Regions from separate parts of the Homo sapiens genome. Here region 2 is linked to region 1. A link is a loop called in an ENCODE intact Hi-C map of the cell type or tissue named here. Cell type or tissue: natural killer cell. All regions are shown on one strand. Each heading gives the region's core, and the rest is flanking DNA. Links, peaks and the distances in the headings are about the cores only.

Region 1 (2,906 bases), core at 141-2,640:
CGGAGGCTGAGAAATTCAGACCCTGGAGAGCCAATGGTATGACTCCAGTCTGAGACGGAGTCCAAAGACGAAGACCAATGTCCCAGCTCAAAGACAGGCAGGCAGAGAGAGTTGATTCTCTTACTCTACCTTTTTTTTTTTTTTTTGAGGCAGAGTCTTGCTCTGTTGGCCAGGCTAGAGTGCAGTGGCGTGATCTCAGCTCACTGCAACCTCTGCTTCCTGGGTTCAAGCAATTCTCCTGCCTCAGCCTCCTGAGTAGCTGGGTTACAGGTGTGCGCCACCATGTCTGACTTTTTTTTTTTTTTTTTTTTGTGATGGAGTCTCACAGTGTTGCCCAGGCTGGAGTACAGTGGTGTGATCTTAGCTCACTGCAACCTCCGCCTCCCAGGTTCAAACTATTCTCCTGCCTCAACCTCCCATGTAGCTGGAATTACAGGCATGTGCCACCAGGCCTGACTAATTTTTGTATTTTTAGTAGAGACAGGGTTTTACCATGTTGGCCAGGCTAGTCTCGAACTCCTGACCTCAACTGATCCGCCTGCCTTGGCCTCCCAAAGTGCTGTGATTATAGGCATGAGCCACCACACCTGGCCTTACTCCACTTTTCTGTTGTACTTGGGCCTTCAGTGGACTGGCTGAGGCCCTCTCATACTGGGAGGGCATCCGATATCTCAGTTCACCCATTTGGATGTTACTCTCCTCCAGAAACATGCTCACAGACGCAGTCAGAGTATGCTTAACCAAATATCTGGGTACCCCACGGCCCAGTCCAGTTGACACATAAAATTAGCCACGTATTACGTGACCTTTTTGTGTGATCGATGTCAGTTCTGCTGTAACAATGTGGAAAATGCGCTTCTGGGGGGCTTAATATAGATCTGGCCATGTGGCAGTGTCTTCCAGAGCAGGATGGCTGTGGTCACGTCACGGTGACACACAGCTGAACACGAGTGAGCTAAGGCCATAGCTGTCTGTGCTAGCTGCCTTTTCTTTCTCTAGTGTTTTGCCCACAGTCAGCATGAGTATTTGGACCAGTGGCCTTGCGTGGGCAGCCGGCATGGACTTGCTCCCTGGGGCTGCAGAGTCTGCCCCTGGCTTCATGCCCTGCATGTTGTGTGTGAGCAAAGAAATATTTAACAGCCCCACCCGGAGCTAAGACACAACTCTGTCAGCCTAACCACAGTGTTTGCGTTTAAACCTAACCTAATAATTTTCAGTGCCATTTATGAGGGCATCTGACACAGCCGCCGTGGAAAAGCACCTCCACCGCTACAGTTTCCTGGCGGATGATGCTTCTAGGTGAAACTTTGCTCTGTGGGTTCCCTTGCTGGAGGCAGCAGCCCACGGTTGGTGTGCCGCAGGCGGGTTATACGTCTGTTCATCTGAGATGCCTCTGCGTGCTCTGCTTCAAATCACAGGGGGCTTTTTGTTGAAACACTGGGAGATTTGCATTTGGAAATCATGTCCTATTTCTTTTTAATGAAAAATTACTTTATGGCTTCAGTGTTGCCCATGATGTGTTTTGGAAGCAGGTGGGATCATGACCGCAGTGCTCAGCCCAGCGGTTCTATCGGACCCTTCCCTGAATGCTTCTCTCCTGCCCAGAAGGTAGCAAAAGTCACGTGGGCTTCAGGCCGGAGCTGTGTCAGTCACTGGGCCAGACATTCTTGTATGTCCAAGCTGTTGTTTCTGTTGCTGTTGTTGTTGTTTTGTTTTTTGGGATGTGGTCTCACCCTGTCACCCAGGCTGGAGTACAACGGCACAATCATAGCTTACTGCAGCCTTGACCTCCTGGGTTCAAGCCATTTTCCCACTTCAGCCTCCAGAGTAACTGGGACCACAGGTGTGTGCCATCATGCCCAGCTAATTTTAAAAATTATTTGTAGACATGAGGTCTCACTGTGTGGACCAGGCTGGTCTTGAACCCCTTGGCTCAAGCAATCCCCCTGCCTTGGCTTCCCAAATTGCTGGGATCACAGGCATGAACCACCATGTCTGGCTGTCCAAACCGCCTTTTAAAATTAAAACTTGGCTGGGCGTGGTGGCTCATGCCTGTATTCCCATCACTTTGGGAGGCCGAGGCAGGTAGATCACTTGAGCCCAGGAGTTCAAGACCATCCTGGTCAACATGGTGAAACCCCATCTCTACTAAAAATACAAAAATTAGCCAGGCGTGGTGGTGCACACCTGTAACCCAGCTACTCAGGAGGCTGAGGTGGGAGGATCACTTGAGTGGGGAGGTTGCAGTGAGCCAAGATCACGCCACTGCACTCAAGTCTGAATGATAGAGTGGAACCCTGTCTCCAAAAAAAAAAAAAAAAAAAAAATGGCTGGGCATAGTGGCTTACGCCTGTAATCCCAGCACTTTGAGAGGCCAAGGCAGGTGGATTCCCTGAGGTCAGGAGTCCGAGACCAGCCTGGCCAACATGGTGAAGCCCCGTCTCTACTAAAAATACAAAAATTAGCCAGGCATGGTGGTGGGAGCCTGTAATCCCAGCTACTTAGGAGGCTGAGGCAGGAGAATCGCTTGAACCCGGGAAGCAGAGGTTGCAGTGAGCTGAGATTGTGCAACTGCACTCAAGCCTAGGCAACAAGAGCAAAACTCCGTCTCAAAAAAAAAAAAAAAAAATTACCATTGTAACCATTTTTAAGCATGCAGTTTGGTGGTGTTAAGCACGTTCACATCACTCTGCAGCAATCACCACCCTCCAGCCCCAGAACTATGTTCATCTTGTAAAACTAAAGCTCTGTCCCCATTGAACACAAACTCCCATCCCCCTCCCCTGCCCCCACAACCACCATTCTACTTTCTGTCTCTAGGAATTTAACTGCCCTGGGAACCTCATACAAGTAGAATCTTGAAATATTTGTCTTTTTTTTTTTTTTTTTTTTTTTGAGATGGAGTC
Region 2 (2,906 bases), core at 260-2,759, 53 kb before region 1:
TTGACTTGAGGTTAGGGTGTGACTTGGGAGTTAAGATGTGGACTGAACTTGTCATATCTTTAAGAGCAATAGTTGTGAATGAGTTTTTTATTAAAATTAATGAAATGTTATATTCCTTGTCTTTGTTTTTAAGGGGAACTTACGTTACTGGCTTGAAGAGGCAGAATGCAGAGATCAGTACAGTGTGATTTTTGAGAGTGGAGACCGCACTTCCATATTCTGGAATGACGTAAAAGACCCTGTCTCAATTGAAGAAAGAGCGGTGTGTATTTGCTGCTGCTGGGGGCGGGGACTCACCTCTCCTGTATTTCCTTAACAAAGTGGAACTTTGTTTCTATCAGAAAACTGGAAGAGCAGGTGACGTTATATTTTCTTTGAGATTACTTTCTGAAAACAACTTCTTTTATTCCTCTTCCAGCTTTGAAGTAAATCCTGAGAAGTGAACAGGCTTTGTGTATTTCACTTAAGAGTTTGCAGAATAGGCCGGGCGCGGTGGCTCACGCCTGTAATCCCAGCACTTTGGGAGGCCAAGGTGGGTGGATCACGAGGTCAGGAGATTGAGACCATCCTGGCTAACACGGTGAAACCCCGTCTCTACTAAAAATACAAAAAAATTAGCTGGGCATGGTGGCAGGCACCTGTAGTCCCCGCTACTCGGGAGGCTGAGGCAGGAGAATGGCATGAACCTGGGAGGTGGAGCTTGCAGTGAGCTGAGATTGCGCCACTGCACTCCAGCCTGGGAGACAGCGAGACTCCGTCTCAAAAAAAAAAAAAGTTTGTAGAACAGATTCATTGTAGGATAAATTCATTGTAGGAGGGGTCTTTGTGTTTGCCATTTTGTTGTATTAACGTTGGCACTGCCTTTTTCTGCAGAGATGGACAGAGACGTATGTGCGTTGGTCTCCTAAGGGCACCTACCTGGCTACCTTTCATCAAAGAGGCATTGCTCTATGGGGGGGAGAGAAATTCAAGCAAATTCAGAGATTCAGCCACCAAGGGGTTCAGCTTATTGACTTCTCACCTTGTGAAAGGTAAGCTGCTAGAAAAACACAGGGGAGTCTATGCATTTCACCCCATGCCAGCCTTCTACAGGTGATCTTTCATTTTGTAGCATTTCAAACTTAGTAGAAAAATACGGGAGTATGCAGAACGCTAATAAGCTTTTTACTGAGATCTTCTCACATTTGGTTGCATTTACGTCATCATCTCCTATACAGATATTTTTTCCTGAGCCATTTGGGAGTGAGTTGAAATAACATGTCCCTTTAGCCCTGAATGTGTATTCCTAGAAATAGGATTTTGTTAGTGTGACCATAGTGTGGGTACTGACTTCAGGGATTTACCATTCATTTAATACTTCAATGTATTGCCATATTCTGATTTTGTTACTTGACCTAATAATGTTCTGTATAATACTTACTTTCCTTCAGTTCAGGATCTAGTCTAAGGTCACGTATTTTACAGATAATAAATTGTCCTTCCTCTATCACCCAGGCTTGGCGCCACCCAGTGGCACCATTGCAGGCTCATTGCAACCCCAGCCTCCCAGGTCAAGCGGTTCTCCCACCTCAGCCTTCCTGAGTAGCGGGGACCGCAGGCACACGCCATGACATATGGCTAATTTTATTTTTTGTAGAGATGGGGGTCTCACTTTGTTGTACAAGGTAGTCTTGAACCCCTGGGCTCAAGTGATCTCCTGCCTTGACCTCCCAGAGTGCTGGGATTACAGGCGTGAGCCACCGCACCTGGCCGAGCCGTGATTTTTGATCTAGCTAATCCGGCTGTCGGAGGCCTGCTAGGGAAAGGGGCGGTTGTGGGAGGCAGTGTGAGGCGAGCTGGGGCCACTCTAGGGAAAGGGACAGTTGTGGAAGGCAGTGTGAGGCGAACGGGGGCCACTCTAGGGAAAGGGGCAGTTGTGGAAGGCAGTGCGAGGCGAGCTGGGGCCGCTCTGTTTTCGCCCTCATGGGTTGTGTCTGCCTTCCCCTCTGGTGTTGTAAGGGACCGTCTGTTACACACTTTGTGTGAACTGAGTAAGCAGGTGCAGTAGCTCCAGACAAGCCAGCAGTCAGGTAAATCATGGCTGGGAGGAGCCCCCAGGCTCTGAAGTTTCTATCAGACCTGTGCTGGCTTTCGAACTGGATGGGACTTGTTTTTTTGTTTGTTTGTTTGTTTGTTTGTTTTGTTTTTTTTTTTTTTGAAACTGAGTTTCATGCGTCGCCCAGACTGGAATGTAGTGGCACGATACCAGTTCACTGCAACCTCCACCTCCCGGGTTCAAGCTATTCTCCTGCCTCAGCCTCCTGAGTAGCTGGGATTACAAGTGCCTGCCACCACGCCCGGCTAATTTTTGTATTTTTAGTAGAGACAGGGTCTCACCATGTCGGCCATGGTTGGCCAAGCTTGTCTTAAACTCCGGACCTTGGGTGATCCACCCACCTCGGCCTCCCAAAGTGCTGGGATTACAGGTGTGAGCCACTGCGCCCAGCCGTATTTTTTTAACTTGTTAGTCTTTATTAAACATGGGTAAAGATAGAGTTCCACACTGCGCCACCCTCTGGATCACTTAGCAGCCTTGTGTGGGATCGGTGAGATCTTCTGTGCTGATCTTGGAGAAACCGGAGCGCCTGCAGCGTATTGACACCAGAATGAACAAGCGCCGCTGCTTCCCGCTTCCGCTTGGGTCTCTTGGGGCCGGGCAGTGTGGGGTTTGGGGAGAGAGCTGGTTCCGCGAGTTCTGACGGCGTGTTCTGGCCGCACAGACAGACTGTGATCCTCTCGTGAGAGGAGGATAGTGTACAGTGTTGCCCTTCTCTTCTAGGTACCTGGTGACCTTTAGCCCCCTGATGGACACGCAGGATGACCCTCAGGCCATAATCATCTGGGACATCCTTACGGGGCACAAGAAG

Evidence for each region. A loop is a pair of places that touch in the nucleus more often than their neighbours do. Peaks named below come from ENCODE experiments on the same cell type or tissue, not always from the same donor. Only the 100,000 strongest peaks of a DNase experiment are listed, where the experiment ranks them.
Region 2: a loop joins it to region 1, with 5 times the contacts of the local background. A loop is called at or near these places in 31 of 110 quality-filtered maps.

Annotation. Positions count from the first base shown.
Region 1 is chr7:2,417,097-2,420,002 of GRCh38, forward strand. The region is part of intron 1 of CHST12 (carbohydrate sulfotransferase 12); the gene reads left to right. Among named protein-coding and RNA genes, the nearest start is that of CHST12, 15 kb to the left of the region's middle. In natural killer cell, for the core only: no CTCF peak of the experiment used is centred there; a DNase peak (open chromatin) is centred at 1,285; H3K27ac peaks cover 1,987 bases.
Region 2 is chr7:2,363,499-2,366,404 of GRCh38, forward strand. EIF3B (eukaryotic translation initiation factor 3 subunit B) reads left to right here. Exons shown (of 19, transcript NM_001037283.2): 5 at 134-262; 6 at 874-1,031; 7 at 2,819-2,906. Among named protein-coding and RNA genes, the nearest start is that of EIF3B, 10 kb to the left of the region's middle. In natural killer cell, for the core only: a CTCF peak has its summit at 1,498 (motif pointing left); a DNase peak (open chromatin) is centred at 1,513.